Linked DNA regions of Homo sapiens: region 1 is linked to region 2. A link is a loop called in an ENCODE intact Hi-C map of the cell type or tissue named here. Cell type or tissue: heart right ventricle. All regions are shown on one strand. Each heading gives the region's core, and the rest is flanking DNA. Links, peaks and the distances in the headings are about the cores only. Region 1 overlaps SOCS5 (suppressor of cytokine signaling 5). Region 2 has its middle 36 kb from the start of LINC01118.

The links. Hi-C counts contacts between places; a loop is a spot of excess contacts. Peaks named below come from ENCODE experiments on the same cell type or tissue, not always from the same donor. Only the 100,000 strongest peaks of a DNase experiment are listed, where the experiment ranks them.
Region 1: it touches region 2 in a loop (2.4-fold over the local background); 22 of 110 quality-filtered maps call a loop at or near these places.

What each region holds. Positions count from the first base shown.
Region 1 is chr2:46,703,904-46,712,238 of GRCh38, reverse strand. All of the region lies in intron 1 of SOCS5 (suppressor of cytokine signaling 5), which reads right to left. Among named protein-coding and RNA genes, the nearest start is that of SOCS5, 8.8 kb to the right of the region's middle. In heart right ventricle, for the core only: no CTCF peak of the experiment used is centred there; no DNase peak of the experiment used is centred there; H3K27ac peaks cover 2,430 bases.
Region 2 is chr2:46,776,514-46,784,848 of GRCh38, reverse strand. No RefSeq gene overlaps it. Among named protein-coding and RNA genes, the nearest start is that of LINC01118, 36 kb to the left of the region's middle. RefSeq lists a silencer at 2,805-3,099. In heart right ventricle, for the core only: CTCF peaks have their summits at 3,817 (motif pointing right), 7,703 and 7,904 (motif pointing right); DNase peaks (open chromatin) are centred at 3,850 and 4,280; H3K27ac peaks cover 2,969 bases.

The DNA.
Region 1 (8,335 bases), core at 127-8,126, 73 kb after region 2:
CAATGGTGAAAGAGTTCTCTCTACACTAAAAAAGAAGATCTAAATAGAGCTATATTATGTTCATGTTAAGATGTTAATTTTCTCCAATTCATAGATTCAAATGCAACCCTAATAAAAATTCCAAAAGGCTTTTTTGTAGATATTGATAAGCTGATTACAAAATTTATGTGCAAATGTACAATACCTAAAAAAAGTCTAAACAATCTTGAAAAATAAGAACTAAACTGGAGAAGTTCTATTACCTTATTTCAAGACTTAATGCTATGGTAAATCAAGACAGTGTCATAGTGGCAGAAAGACAAACAGATGAACAGAATAGAGTTTAGAGACAGATCCACACTTACTCCATTAACTGCGCTTTAACAAGGTGCCAAAGCAATTAATGCGGAAAGGGAAGTATACTGTGTTGGAACAATTAGCTATCTATATGGGGGCAAAAATCTAATCTTAACCAATACACAATACACAAAATTATCACCTCAATACACAAAAATTATCACCATAAAGCATCTGGAAGAAAACAGGATAATATCTTCACAACTGTGGGGGTGGCAAAGATTCTTAGACAGGACCCAGAAAAACACTAGCATAAGAGGAAATATTGATAAAATAGACCACTAAATTCAAAACTTTTGTTCATCGAAAGATGCCACCAAAACAATGAACAGTCAAGCCACAGACTGGAAGAAAAATCTCTAACACATTTATGTGTCAAAGAAGTTGCATCCAATTAATATACAAATCCTAAAACTTAACAGTAAAATGACATAAAATTGGTAACTGGTTAATGCCTTGAACAGACATATCACTAAGGATGATATGCAAAATAGCCTATAAGCACATGACAAAATGCATGACATCGATACTCACAAGGAAAATGCAAATTCAAACCACAGTGAGATATCCCAGTAAGATGACTAAACCAAATATTGATGATAATAAGAAACAGAACTCTCATAGATTGCTAGTGGGAATGTAAAATGGTAAAACTATCTCAGAAATTAAATTGTTCTGCAAGTTTCTCATAATGCTAAACATAGACCTATTTTAAAACCCAGCAATTCCACTTCATGTATTGACCCAAGAGAAAAGAAAACATGTCACAAAAAGACTTATACAAGAATGTTCATGGTAGCTTTATTCATTAACAGTTGAAAACTGGAAACAATCTTTCCCACAATAATAATATTCATATAATGGAATACTACTCTACAACTAAAAGGAACAATTCTTATATGTAACATGGATGAACCTCAAAAACATGCTGATAAAAAGAAGCCAGACTCAAAAGAGTACATACTGCATGACTCCATTTATAAAAAATTCTAGAACAAAGTTAATCTTCAGTGAAATAAATCAGAACAGTGACTGCAGCCACGGAAAAGGAGAAACAGCAAGGACTCAATGGGAAGAGAGCACAGGGGCTCTTTCTGGATGACAGAAATCATAAATTACAAAGATGTATTAATTGTCAAAACTAATCTTGAACTTAGGTACATCTTGAACCTGGTATATCCCTATTTAGATCTTTAAATTTTCTTTTTTAGTGTAGAAAGAACTCAGTCTTTCACCACTGAATATGATGTTAGCTATAGGTTTTTAATAGATGCCCTTTATCAGACTGAAGAAGTTCTCTTCTATATTTAGTTTGCTTAGAGTTTTTTTTCACAAGTGGACATTTAAATTTCTTAAGGTTATTAAAGATATTTGGTGTATGCAACTGTACATACACTTAATATCTGTGTATTTCACTATATGTAAATTACACTTCCACTTTTTAAAAAAATTAAAGGAGGCCAGGCACTGCGGCTCACACCTGTAATCCCAACACTTTGGGAGGCTGAGGTGGGTGGATCACGAGGTCAGCAGTTTGAGACCAGCCTAACCAACGTGGTGAAACCCCATCTCTACTAAAAATACAAAAATTAGCTGGGAGTGGTGGCACACACCTGTAATCCCAGTTACTCAGGAGGCTGAGGCAGGAGAATTGCTTGAACCTGGGAGGTGCAGGTTGCAGTGAGCCGAGATTGCGCCACTGCACTCCAGCGTGGGCAACAGAGCGAGATGCTACATAAAAAATAAATAAATAAATAAAATAAAGGAAAACAACCACCAAAAACTGAAATTCTATCTCCTTACTCTTTGCCCACCCTCTAGAACAGTATCTCCTAAACTTTGGTCTGAGGACTACATATATCAGAATCACTTGAACCCTTGCCTTAACTTTTACTGAACCAGAATTCAAGCATGGGGGGTGGAGACTGGAAATCTGTATTTTAAAAAAGAGCCCCAGGTAATTCTCATGTCTAGGAAAGTTTAAGAATTGCTGTTATAGAAGTATGTAAGGAGAAAACAAAAAGATACAAGGGATTTTAAAATAGTATGTAAATTAAGTAATCAGTGCTACAAACATCATAAACTATAACAGTTGTCACTGAAGTCCTAAATTGCTATTTAAATTATGTTATAGTATCCTCTGTTCATGTTCAATTTTCTACTCAGTGCTTTAGGGAGTTGCAATTCCAAATTTTAGTCTTGAATCATCTAACTACCCAAATTTCTCATTAATCCCAACTCAAAATAGGCATTTTAGATAGGAAATCTTGTTCACCAGGTCCTTCACTTCCCCCTGCTGCTCCACCCTTAATGTTCTATTACTTTCTTGGTACTGTTTTTCCCAACTCCTAATAGTGTTATTCCTACTTTTCTCTGCACAGCCTTGTCTTTCTACCTCCTCTAAAACCAAACCCAAAACTCATCTTTTCCACTAAGTGCTAAACACCACCTAAGTCAGATTCTTTCCAAATTCCCTTCAGCACTTGAAGATCTTCCTCCTAACAGACACATTTATTTTACTGAAATTGGACACCTCATCTTTATGACAAATTAACTCCATCCTTTGCTTAGAAAGCAGAACCTTTGGGGGAGAACTGAAAAGATTACAGCCTCTTCTCTCAAGCTGTTTTTATTTTTCCCTCTTTGAGTTGCTCTAAGGGGCTGGAAAGGTAAAGAGGCAAAGAGGCAAAGTGCTAGTTGCTTAGGGATGCTCTGGAATAGATAGTAAAGAAGGTGAAAGCCTGTAATCGCAGCACTTTGGGAGGCCAAGGCGGGCGGATCGCGAGGTCAAGAAATTGAGACCGTCTGGCCAACACGGTGAAACCTCATCTCTACTAAAAATACAAAAATTAGCCAGGCGTGGTGGTGCATGCCTGTAGTCCCCGCTACTTGGGAGGCTGAGGCAGGAGAATCTGTTGAACCTGGGAGGTGGAGGTTGCAGTGAGCCGAGATGGCACCACTGCATACCAGCCTGGCAACAGAGCGAGACCCTATCTCAAAAAAAAAAAAAAAAAAAAAAAAAGGCTTCAGGATTCAGTATCTGTTCAGAGACCACTTCACCAGCCCAAAGAAGCAAACATGGATTCCAAAAAGAAACTCTAGTTGAGGGATAAGGAAGTGCATTTGCCTAAGAATCCTGTGTTGTACTGGATGGCTAGCCAGGATTCCGAAGGCAGGAAGAAAGATCCCAACTGGTACAGTGTTTCAAGGACACTCAAATATTTCTGGCTTTCTGGCAGCAAATATTTTTCTACATTTTTTGTAACAGAGTTTGGGGTGGCAATGGGTAATAGGTAAATATTATGAAACTCTTGAACTAAGTACCAGCAATGGCAGTTACTTTTTGTTCTGAACGCATTATCATTTAGATATTATGGGCATTACTCATCTATTTTCATAATTTTCAGCTACAAAATATATGCCTTCAAAATCATATCTATAATCCTGACCACGCTCCTGATCCAGACCCGTATTTCCAACTGATATTGTGGTATCATTACTTACCTAAAAAGCATTATTACTTATCTGAAATTAAACTCAGTATTCTCTCTCTCCCAAACTTGCATATATTATTCTATTGCCAAGCCAGGAACCTTAGACTCATACTCAACTTCTAACACCTTCTAACATTAACAAAATCTGGAGGACTCAAACTTTTAAGTATCTCTGAAATCAGCAGTGCTCTTGTTTCCAACCCCACTACAAATTCCTTAATTCAGACCATCATATAATTAGTCTCTTTCTTGAACTAGAGCAGAGCCTTAAATGTCATCCTTGACTGTCATCTATCTACCACAAGCCAAAGAGAATTGCTTCATTCACTCACCTTGCCATGTGTATTACAAACAGTCTCTGACTTACAATTTGGTTAAACTCACAACCATTCTATTTTTCATTTTCAGTACAGTATTCATTAAATTATATAAGATATTCAACACTTTATTATAAAACAGACTTCGTGTTAGATGATTTTGCCCAACTATAGGCTAATGCAAGTGCTCTGAGCACATTTAAGGTAGGCTAGGCTAAGCTATGTTGTTTGGTAGGTTAGGCATATTAAATGCATTTCTGACCTAATGATATTTTCAACTTAGGATGGGTTTATCAGGACTAACCCCATTGTAAGTCGAGGAGCATTTGTATTTGCTCAGTAATTATTTGGTAAATGTCTCCAATCTTTTCTCCTCCAGACTATTCTCTTTATGACTGCTATGATCAATTTTCTAAAACACAAAAGTGTTTGTGTTACTTCCCATCTATAAAACTAAATAAAAATCCAAACTCCTATATGGCTACATACAAAACCCTTCACAATTTGTTCCCCTCCTGCCTCGGTCCTAGTCTGATTTCCTAATTTTCTTTTGCACTAGTTTAGAAAAATCAAATAGCATCTTCCTCCTTAAACACTCTATGTCCTTTCATTTCTAATCATCTACAATAAATAGTAACTCAGTCCAGCTTATTTCATTTTATGAGCGCTCTTATACTATTTACAATCATTAGCTAAACCTATACAGAAGTAATGAGTGAAGAAACAATCAGACAACACACCAACTCTCAATTAGCTTATTTTCATAGCCTTATTAACATGGTCAATACAGACTAAATGAAAATGATTAAAACGTTTCAACTATCTCCTGAGCTTCCACTTTACAGTAAATTGATGTTAAAATTCTTCCGTTATAGATGTAATACCCACCTTTTGACTGACAGGCACAAAGAGAACCATAATTCAACTTTCTCCACATTTGTCCTTTTCCTCTCATCTTTAACACCTCCCTTCCCCACTTCTCCTCCTCTACCTTCTGTGCTAGTCCTGCCACCTAAATTTTCACTGCATCCTCTTTGTCCACTCTTCAAAGGAACATCAGTATTCCTCCATCCTCATTTGTACAGCATTTAAAAATTTTTAAAGCATTTTTACATATACTTACTCACGTGATCCTTATAATCTCACTCTGAGATTCCAAAATCAAATGCTGCCGTTGGTACTTTCTTATATTTTATCTCAATTTTGAGGAAACTGAAGTTCAAAGAAGTTCAGTGACTCATCTAATATACTACTATTCCCTCTGCCTGCAATCCACAACCCCTCTTCACCGGCTGATCTCTCAAGACAGTTCAAGCTTTCCTCTACCTCCAGGGCAAGAAGAATGTTATGCTTATTTCCATGCCATCCTAATGTTTTTCACATTACTACTTTATAGCACTAGAACAATCCAGGTCTCTGGACTCCTATTCTGGTGACTTTTCTATTAAACGATATTTTCCTTGTTAATTAATGTTCCTTTTATTAATGTAACCATTCAGCATTTTATAAAGTCAAGGGGAGAAATGTCAGGGGTCACCAGAGGTGACTAAAACTGTACACCAAGACATTCCTAGCTTTCCTTAAAAATCAAGAATTTAAGGAATGTCTCTAAATCCTCTCAAAGTATTTAGATACCATCCTTGTGGTAAAATGACAACCAAAGCCGACCATAGCAAAGAGTAAAAGAGCACTTCACAAACCCTAAATTAAATTATTACAAGTTTTAAGTGCTGCCTCCTAATATCCTGGGAAATGTCTAGGATTAACAATCAAAAGACTAGCACATTAGTCCCAACTCTACCACACATGGGCTGACTTGGGAAAGTCACTTAACCTTCCCGTGTCAAACTTGCTCTTCTATAAAATGGGATAATGCCACCTACCTTTCTGAACTAAGAGAATTAAATGAAAGAGCAGTCATAATAAATCACTTAGCCTGGAACATAATAAACAGTCAAAATATGATAACCCCTTTATAATTTTTATATAACATCATTTTTGTTTTCAGAACCATGCCCAACAATGTTTAACATATTCTTGGACTTTCTGGCCCGGCAACAACCACAATAAATGCCTTCAAGGAAGTCATCTACATAACTTCTGGATCCCCTTCCTGGGTCACAATTCAGGTCCTATAAATATAATTTGGAATATCTTCCCCTAAATGCATTATCTTGTTCTGTGCCACATGAAAACTCATCAGAGGATATTCCTGTAGCTTCTCCTTGCTGGCTTGGCTTTTAACTACCTGGAACAGCACATGGAGTCAGCTGCAAATCTGGCAACTGTCACTGCCAGTCCGTCTTTTAAATCATTTATAAAAATGTTAAATAAAACTCATCCCAGTACTGATCACCTGAAGGATAATGGGGTTGGACTGCTGTTCTCATGTAAATAGCCAATGTCAAAAACTAAATAATTAGATAAATGAGCACCCCTTTGGCCACATGCATATTTTAACCCATAAGAAAGTGCTTGAGCTTCTCCTTAACAGATTATATTTAACATTCAGTGGGTTTATCCTTTAGCGTTAAGCATATTTCAGGCGCTTTCCTGTCTGGTAATCTAGGAAAAAACAAACTCAGTTTCTTCACACTGTCCTTCAACAATCAACACAGAAGACTTTTGTGACCTCAAAACATATGTGTAGGGATTTCTCTCTACCGAAAAGCAAGCAATCAATTCTAAAGCAGCTACCAACTGGCTGCCCTCTAATTCAAACCAATTCTGACACCAGCTACACCTAGAGACAGCGTGAGATTGCACAGGTTGAGGACCCAGACCCAAAAGACTGAGCCCCACTTCTGATGCCAATCCCAAGCTCAATTATTTTACCTGTGCTTCTGACCAACCGGCTATAAACTGGGGCTCCTACAGCCCTCTCCTTGAGTTTGATTAATTTGCTAGAGCAGCTCACAGAACTCAGGGAAACACTGTAAAGTAAGTAAAAGTGTTTTAAAACACTTTTGCTGGTTATTACAAAACATATTTTAAGGATACAAATAAACAGTCAGAAATAGTGACAATTACAGCAAGGTCTGGAGTGCAGGAACTTCTGTCCCCATGGTGTTGGAGTGTGCCATCTTCCCAGCACATGGATGTGTTCTTGTTCACCTTCCTGGAAGCCCCTAAATGTCTGGCCCTTCTCTTCTCCCCAGTGGTTGGGAGGTGGAGTTGAAAGTGCCAACCCTCAGAGCCCAATGCTGATTTCCCTGGAGTATCAACACCTCCAAACAGTGCTTACCTAGGGACTTTCCAAAAATAGCCTCATTAACATATGCCCAGGTGTGTTTGAAAGGGCTTGTTGTAAATAACAAAAGACTATCTTTCACCTTTATTGCTCAGAAGCTGTTTCAGAGCTGCTTCAGGAACCAAGGATAAGAGGCCAACTACTTCAACAAAAGATATTCTTTCTGCTCTAGTCACTTAAGAAATGATGAGGCTTACAAGACCTGTGTTGAGCCAGGAACCACCACCGAAAAGCAAACTGTATACAGTACATAATAGTATTACATCCTGATACAAAGACGTGCCAACCTGTGGTATTCAGGATTTACACTAGGGCTAAATTCCTACAAAATTCAGTTTACCTCAACACTTTTCTCTACCCAGCCTCCGATTCTCATCCTAACTCCCCTTCCTCCAACTACCTACCATATACGCAGGTCTAACCTGCAGTTCCCGTATCATTTCCATTCCATCATTGGAGTTCTCATTGTTCCATTTTCCCTATATCTATTATTTAAATAAGCTTCCACCCTTTAAAATTGCTTGAAATACTTCTAACTCAAGGATACTGCTCAGAATAGGAAGACTGGACATTGTTCCTGTTTATGGTCATCTTCAAATAAAATAAGGAAGTCAATTTAAAGACAATCCCAGAGCACATAAGCCCATTTCAAATACAATTTTAAAAAAATTATCTTCATCACTGCTTCCTCTTACTAGCTTTGATAAAAAGATTACTGTATGAAAGCTCATCAGAGTAAGGTAAATTTAATTTTGGTGTTAAGCAGCATATGAATCTGTGAAAATATATTCTTGCTATATTATATTTCATAATACAGTATGGTCTCTCTGAAATCATTCCCTACAATTTTTCACCTACATGTAAAGGCAGGCAACTAATTTTCAGGTCACTAAGATGCAAATTTATCCAATATTAACATGAGTCAACAATCCAGCCTA
Region 2 (8,335 bases), core at 58-8,057:
TTACTTGAATTTTATTCAAGGAAAAAGAAACTTTCCAAGGAGGGCATAGCTGGTCACAGGCAGAGCTGGGTTTAGACCTTTTTAGACCATCTTCAGGCTACAGAAATAGACTCTCAGGTGACCTGCACATAGCGTGTTCAGGAGCAAGACAGCATCTGGGCTGACCGGGTGTCAGCGGAAGGGTCCATAGGGAGTAGTGGGAGAAATGACTTTAGGTTAGCTGGGAGTGCCCTCCGGCAGTCTTGAAAAGCACACAGGAAACTGGCTTTCTTTCTATGAGCCAGTGATATGTGAACCTCTTTAACATACATATGACTGGGCTTTTGAAATGAACTCCAAAGCAGTGTGATTTAGCCAGGGCCAGATGGCTGTGGGAGGACACAAATAGCCAGTAGGTATGGATGAACTCATTCCCGCACAGGATTTTTCCTCAGGTGCTGCCATGAATCTGGTTAAATAAGGCTCCCTAAAACATCCCTATCATCAACTGAAGGCATCAACATCTGTGGCACCTGAAGATGCCACATCACCATCTGTGGCATCACTGCCGAGGGGCTCCTCTCATTGTCTGTGATTTAGTGGCTGCTTTCTTCCAAATGGCTGCCTTGCTGCTCATGTGATCCACCCACAGACTGCATGGCTCAGGTCCATGTTGAATTTCACAGATTGTTTCATTATCAAATTTTAGTAGTTGGAGAGGAGGTGAAAGTTTTCACGCAGGTGTGCAAAGTTCTAAGGAGGATATAGGAGTGGGAGGTGTCATCTGGAGCCCTCCGTGGATGGAAGAACAATTCTTTTTAACCAAAGGCCAGATTAAGCAAACACTAATAATCATGGATATCATGGAAACTTCTCATTTTCTTTGGGGTCCCCACCCTACTTTCTGGGAACCATCCCATCCTCTCACTACACAGCTTCGGGGGGAGGGGGACAGTCATATTCTTATGTGGCTTGGCTCCTGGCCATAGTGGTTCTCTCTAGCTGGGCCATGAATCCCTCCCCAGGACCTCTGGACGTGGGAACTAGAGTAGCATTGGTGTCTCTCTGCAAAAAAGGAGCTGTGAGCTGTCAACTCTGTCAAATGGGGGGCAGTCTCCACATTTCCCGCCCTGGGGAAGCAGAGGCTGCTGGTCGGCAGAGAGACAAATGGAGCAGGTGCTTTAAGAGGTACACAGATAAAAGATGGAGAGAGCCCCATCCCATGGCTGAGAGTCTGGTTGTGTCCTTGGATCTTATGACACATCCCAGGTTGTTTCTTTTTTTTAATCTCCATCTTGTGTAAATTCAGTGTGAGGTTATTTAATAATAAAATCTGTGATGGGTCTTTATAATGATAAACATTACATACTTAATCTCACCTAGGGCTAACAGCAACTATGGCACGGCAGCTGCAACGGGCATGAAGAGAATTGTTGGGGGCAGGTGAGAGGGTTTCCCTGGGGTGGAGAGGGGCTTTAGAAGAAGGTCCATTTTAGCTGGACTTGTTGAGGCTCAGCATGCCTGGAGGCAGGAGATTACGTGTGTTGATTCCTTGAGACTTCAATTTCAGTATTGGAACTAATTAATGTAATTACTAAAATATCTACAGTTCTTGTTTCTGGGGTATTTCAGTATAAGGCAGGGTATCCAATAGAAATATTTAATATAATGTGAACCACATATGTAACTGTAAATTTTCTAGTGGTCACATTAAAAATGTAAAACGATACAGGTGAAATTAACTTTAATAATATCTTTATTTAAACTGATATATCCAAAATATTCTCATTTTAATATAATCAATATATAAAAATTATTAGTGAGATATTTTGCCTTCTTTTTTTGGCCGTAAGTCTTCAGGGTGCAGTGTGAATTTTAGACTCACAGCACATCTCAGTCTGGACCAGCCATAGTGCTACAAGTGCTTGAGAGCCACGTGTAACTCGTGGCTACTGCACTGGACAAGGCAGGTTTCTAGCATTATCCTCAACTAGCCAGTAGACCTGCCCTTGATAAGCGGAGGTTCAGAAACAGAGACTCCTCCTTGGGCTGGCTCAGAAAAGAGGGGTTTTGTGCAGGGATCTATGTTAAAGAGATGGTGTCTCAGAACAGAAGCCTTGGCCTGGGTGGCTCTCGTGGGATCTGAGACTGAGTTGGCTAGGGCCACATTCCCACCTTTCCAGGAACGTGTGGAGCATTGACCCTGCTCTCTGAGCATCTACTCCATTCTCCTGACTCTGCTCCTGGCTACTTCATGCCCTCACCTGCACATGACCATCATGGAGAAGACCTGTTTCTCTTTGCTTCCCTGCTTTCTGCACCACAATCCTTCTGCTTTGGCTCTCACTTCAAATGTCAACAGCCGCTCAGTTTCCCAAACTTACGTCCTGAAGGATGAATCTTAAGAGGCCCAGATCATCTTTTTCCAGGCCACAACTCAGTGGCCTTGGGAGAGGCTACCCTTAAGTCAGAGCGCACCCTGATCTAGCTAGTTACAGCTAAGAGGGGAGGAGGGGCAGATTCCTATGGGGGTGGTCTCTGGGAAGGTGACAAAAGATTGGCCTCTCATCTGACATCTTTTTCCTTATGGGAACAAAGGAGACAAAAGCCACTCTTCTGAGGCTTCAAAGACAGCCTTCTCACAATACTCTATCCAAAGGGAAGAGAAATGTCCTTTCTACAGGGCAGGTCAATTCAGTGGCAAGTCTAGAGGCTTCACAGGGAAACGGTCTCTGTATGGCAGCAGCTAGACTCAGACTTGAGGGTTTAAAAGGAGCGAGAGATGTGAATTCCCAGTCATCTGTGCCCTTGTGGAGATCTAGGCACAACAGCACAACATTCACAATAGATTCTTATTAGAGAGCTTCCTTTTGGTCTGATTCCAGCAGAAGGGTTTTGTAACTTGTATTGTTGAGTCCTCACTTTCCTGGGAGGAAGATGGAAAGGTTAGAGGAAAATGCTGGTCAAGAAAGGTCATAATTCCCTGGAGTTGTTGGATGTGACAAAGAAGCAGATATTTCAGTAGAAAGGGCACCAATTTGCCTGCTCCTTGCTCCCCACTTGGGAGACTTCAGGCCACTCTAGGATTCGGAGTTTTCCCTCCACATGGGACTGAGCAGGACTGAGCAGCGGGGCCAGGCCTGGAAGGACTTGGAGTCTGTGGAGGATGGATGGGGCAGGGTCCCCGCTTCCGGCTCCACAGCTAGCCTTGCCAGGAAGGCTTGGAGCTGCTCCCTGGCCTTGACCACCCCTGGGGAGCAACAAGCAAAAGGTTCTGAGCCAGGGCATCGGTGCTGCCGGAAGGCCCCCAGCATCCTGCCAGAACTGAATCTGACATGGCCACCCAACAGCCCACCTCCCCAAGGTTGGGGAAAGCAGCCTCAGAGATCACATTCATCAGCCTCAGAGACTACACTTTATTAGTATTGCTTTCATCATATTAACACAAGCAATAACAAGTGCTTTCAACATCCTAAACCACACATCTGGAAGCTGCACTAGGCAATACAGATATAAACCCTTCAAAGAACTGGCCACTTGTCCAGGCTTTAAGAGGCTCTGATGGATTTCAGGCCTGTCTCATTTGATCCTGAGCCCAGCCCCACGTCACCATGCTGCCCTGCCCATGCCCACGGTCATGACTGCCCAGGCACCAACCGAGCTCTGATGTTCTATCCAAACGTTGCCATCCCTAGAATCAATGGAAAAAAACAGGACTTGGAAAGCCCAGCCGGCTGCAGTGGGGGCTCGAGAGGACAGATGGGTAGAAGAGAGCTGCATCTATAGGCGCTGGCTTTCTGCCCCTCGTGGGGCCAGCCCAGCCTACTCCTGGAATAGCTCTGAGTCCGCCAGCAGAGGGCTGTCACCCTTGGGGCCTGCCGCAGGAGTGAAGCCACATTGACAGGCTCTGTGCACTCCCCCGACCCATGCTACTCATAGCTGGGGCGCTGTGAGCACATTAGCCAGCATCGCAGAGGCGGGCATATAACCCTCGCCTTGCTCACTGCACAGGGTGATTTTATCAGGACAAAATGGAAGAGCTATGTAAGTGGCTGGGTGCTGAAAAATGTAATGATGGCACTTGCTGAAATGCCATTTAACCTGGAGAACATATTTTATTAGCTGCAAAAGTGTAGTCTCCTCTAAGGAGTAAGGACAATGGAAATTCCAGGGCAAAAATGTAAAACAATAAATACTGGGCCAACAGCAAGCCAGTAAACGGCATTTCCCATTCCACTCCTTAAAAAGACTTGGCTGAGCCGCTGGGTGAACGTGGCCTCCCTGGCATTGGTCCTGGGGCCCACTGGCACAGTTCCCTTTGCTGACAGAGGCAGGTTCCCAGCCCTGATTCCTTCCCCACCACCCCCAAGGATGTCCACTGTCCCCAACCTCCCTCTTCCTCTCACACCTTCCATGCTAGGCGCCTGCCAGAAATGCCATCTGCCGACCTCAAAGTCTCACCTCATCCCTCCTCAAGCCGCACCCTGAGTGTCTCCCACTCCTCCAAAACTCAGCCCTGAGACCCGGTCCCAGGGGGTCCCTCTGGCTCAGATGTGCAAAACCTTAGGACGGGATTGCTGTCTTCCTCGGTGTGCCCCCAGAAGCAGACCCTGAGACAAGGATTCGGGTGCAAGTCGTTTATTCGGGAGCTGATTCCTGGAATCACGGAGAGGTGGTGAGGAAGACAGCCAGGGAAGGAGGAGAGCTGCTGAGGGCCACGCGAATGAGCTCTGGCCAGGGAGCCACCAAGAGTCAGTGTAGGATGCACCTCGGAATCATGCCACTAAGGGCATGGAGGCTGGAGTGGTAAGGAAGCTGGGGTATTTCCACTCAATCTGGGCTCTTATTGTTAGAGAGGTGCCTCTGGAAGGCATCGAACCCCTGAAACTTTCAGTCTAAGCTGTCCATGTGCAGATGATGTCAGAGAAAGCCCTCAGGGAGAGAGTCACAGGTCCTTGGTGAAGGAAGTCATCTGCCTGTACAGGAACTGTCCTCCAGTAGACCAACGGAAAGTGTGCTGGACATAAACAACACCACACTGACCAAGGCCCCAGAGGAGCTCTGGAGCTGGCAGCCAGGCGCTCAGTGCTCGCACAGGTGAAGGCCTGCAGGATTCAGAGTCGAAGATCTGAGTGGGAATCCTGGCTCTGTTCCAGAGCAAATCTTGAGCAACTTCCTTTCCCTCTAAGCCTCACCTTCTTTGTTGAAATGGGAAACTCATACTTTCTCCACAGGATTGCTGTGAGCCCTGAAGCCAAGATACCAGGTACTATTAGAAACTGGCTTTCAACCTTTCAGATAATGTCTTTTTGAAGTTACAAGTTGAATGCTTCCCATTCTTGCCAAGAATTACTCATATTTCTGACTAACATTACTAATGCCAAAGCAATAATGCTGGGAGTGGGGAGTCTGAAGTTGAGAATTAGTCTTGGAAGTCATATTTTACATAAGCATTATTCCACGTTATCCTGCAAAGAACTGGCCACCAGAGAGCCTGGTACTAAAGTGCGTAGCAGCATGATACGTCAGTTCAGGTAGTGCCCACAGTTATCAGTAAATTAGCTGATTCTGTCTCACCTTACTGTTCTGAACATATGATTTTTGCCCATCTCAAAATGGGCAAAATTACATTGCGATTAGTGGGGAAAATGACTGATTTTGCCATTATAAAATTCTTTTGGCAACAAAGATTTCTCTTTAGAGGAAAATGGCTATATTTAGAATAAATAAGCCAACAGGTTGAAAATACAATTTGCTAATAATTGATAGGCAGTATACTATTGAATGGAGAAAAGTAATTAAAAATATACATACATATATACATACACAGAAACATATATACAGAGAGAGCACGTGTGTGTGTGTGTGTGTGTGTGTGTGTGTGTGTATTCAGCCCTGGCTGGGAAAATGTTACAGGTTGGGTTCTCCAGAAACAGATAATGAAGCAGAATTTCGGGTGCAAAATTTTATTAGGGCTCAACACCTGTGAAGGAAGGAGGGAGCGAGTAGAATGGGAAAGAAGTTGAATGGCAACAAGGTCTTGGCCAGTCTAGCAGGAACTCTGGAGTGGATATTGTCCTGCAGAGCAAATGAGATGGCTGTGCTTTCACACCCCTGCCTCTCTGTGACAGGATGCAAGCTGCCACCAGAAGAGCATGACCTAGTGCAAGGCAGCTCTTTGAGCAAGGCAGCTCTTTGCAGGGAGGCGGCCCTTTGCAACAAGGCAGGCCCTGAAAGAGCCGATAGCTGGGGGCTGGCTGCTGACCAAGCTTTCAGTGGATGGGCAGCAAGTCCTTTAGAGGAAGGGGATCTAGGCTGTGCATCCCTGCGTCTATAAAGGCATTAACTCTTGGTCATTTTATTTCAACAGCTTCTTTTGGCTGACCATAACTCATCCTGGAGTTTCCCTCCCACCTCCCTCTGCTGCCCCCCACCATTTCTCTTGGTTTACTTTCGATCCTCCTTGCTAAACCAAAAGCAAATAAGGTAGGAGAGTGAAAAAGAAAAGAACTATTCCAGTCTGTTCTTTCACCTCTCAGCTCTGGATATGGCTGTCTGCAAATATTCACAGCACCAGTGACCTCCATTCCCTCAAGCTAAGCTCCATCTTCCTGCCTCTGTGCCCTCATCCAAACTAATATTCTCCTGGAATAACCCTTCTACTCTGCTTCTATTTCTATTTATCCTTCAAGGCCTTTTTAAGTCTCACCTCTGTGAAAAACGAAAATCTCTTCATGGGCCCTATTCTCATTGTTTATAACCTACATTCGAGCATTTTAGGCAATATTTAACTACACATTTTCTTAAATCCCAGTCTGGAGTGTAGTGGTGCAATCTCAGCTCACCGCCACCTCTGCCTCCTGGGTTCATGAGATTCTCCTGCCTCAGCCTCCCCAGTAGCTGGGATTACAGGTGCGTGCCACCACACCCAGCTAATTATTGTATTTTTAGTAGAGACAGAGTTTCACCATGCTGGCCAGGCTGGTCTCAAACTCCTGACCTCAGGTGATCTGCCCACCTCGGCCTCCCAAAGTGTTGAGATTACAGGTATGAGTCACCGCGTCCAGCCGCAAAAATTAATAATTGAGGAGTAGGATGTGCACCTTTTGTATTCCCTTTAGTACCTGGATAGTATGGGTGCCTGATATGTACTTATGAATTTTTACATTGAATCAAAAGAAATTGCTTTTAGAAGGAACGCTCAAAATGTAAAGTGATTACATTCCAACCATATGCAACACTTCTAATTGCTGCGGTTTCCACTTGAATGATCATGAAATGATCTGGAGAAGCAACATGTGGAAATTTAAATCCATTCATTTATCAACAGCAAAACAGCTATTTCCAACTTTTTTTTTTTTTTTTTTTTTTTTGAGATAGAGTCTTGCTCTGTTGGCCAGGCTAGAGGGCAGTGGTACAATCTCAGCTCACTGCAAACTCCGTCTCCCAGGCTCAAGCAATTCTCCTGCCACAGCCTCCTGAGTAGCTGGGATTCCAGGCGTATGCCACCATGCCCAGCTAATTTTTTTTTTCTTAATTTTTAGTAGAGACGGGGTTTCACCATGTTGGCTAGGCTGGTCTCGAACTCCTGACCTCAGGTAATCTGCCCGCCTCGGCCTCCCAAAGTGTTGGAATTACAAGTGTGAGCCACCACGCCCGGCCTATTTCCAGCTTTTTAACAAGGACTGAATCAGGGCTTCTAGACTCATGCTGCAAAGGTAGAAGGATTTAATGGATCAAAATGAGAATTCATGGCTCTTGAATTGTTAACCTCTGATATCTCTTACTTCATTCAAAGCGTCAGCAGCTCCTGAAATCTAATTTTAGGTTCTACAAGGTGCATCAAATAAAGAAAGTGTAATAAGCATATTTAAGACAATTTAAACTCATTTAAAACTGATGGCTCCCTAGACCAGTGATTCATCAGATGTAGCCTGGGGACTCCAGGGGGCGCTAAGATCTTTTCAGGAGGACTGTGAGGTCGAAACTATTTTACAATAATATGAAGACATCATTTGTTTTTCTTACTTTCATCCTTTCTCAAGAATATGGTAGAGCTTCCAGAGGCTACATGACATAGGATACTTTGTTCTGGCAACAAGTGCTTTTTGTATTCTTGTGTTTTTTAGAATTTTCTAAGGTGGTAGATTTAGAATATATATATGTGCATTTTCGGAGATTAACTCAGTTTGTTCTTAATACTTTCACTGCAGTATCTATCTTTCATTATACCTGCTATAATTTCTGTGACCTCATTATTGTCCAATGTATTGTTGCTTTGAAATCCCGAATTTCCCTTGCATCTATTTGAAAACTCAACAACAAATAATATACTGTGTTGTTTTGCAATATTTTA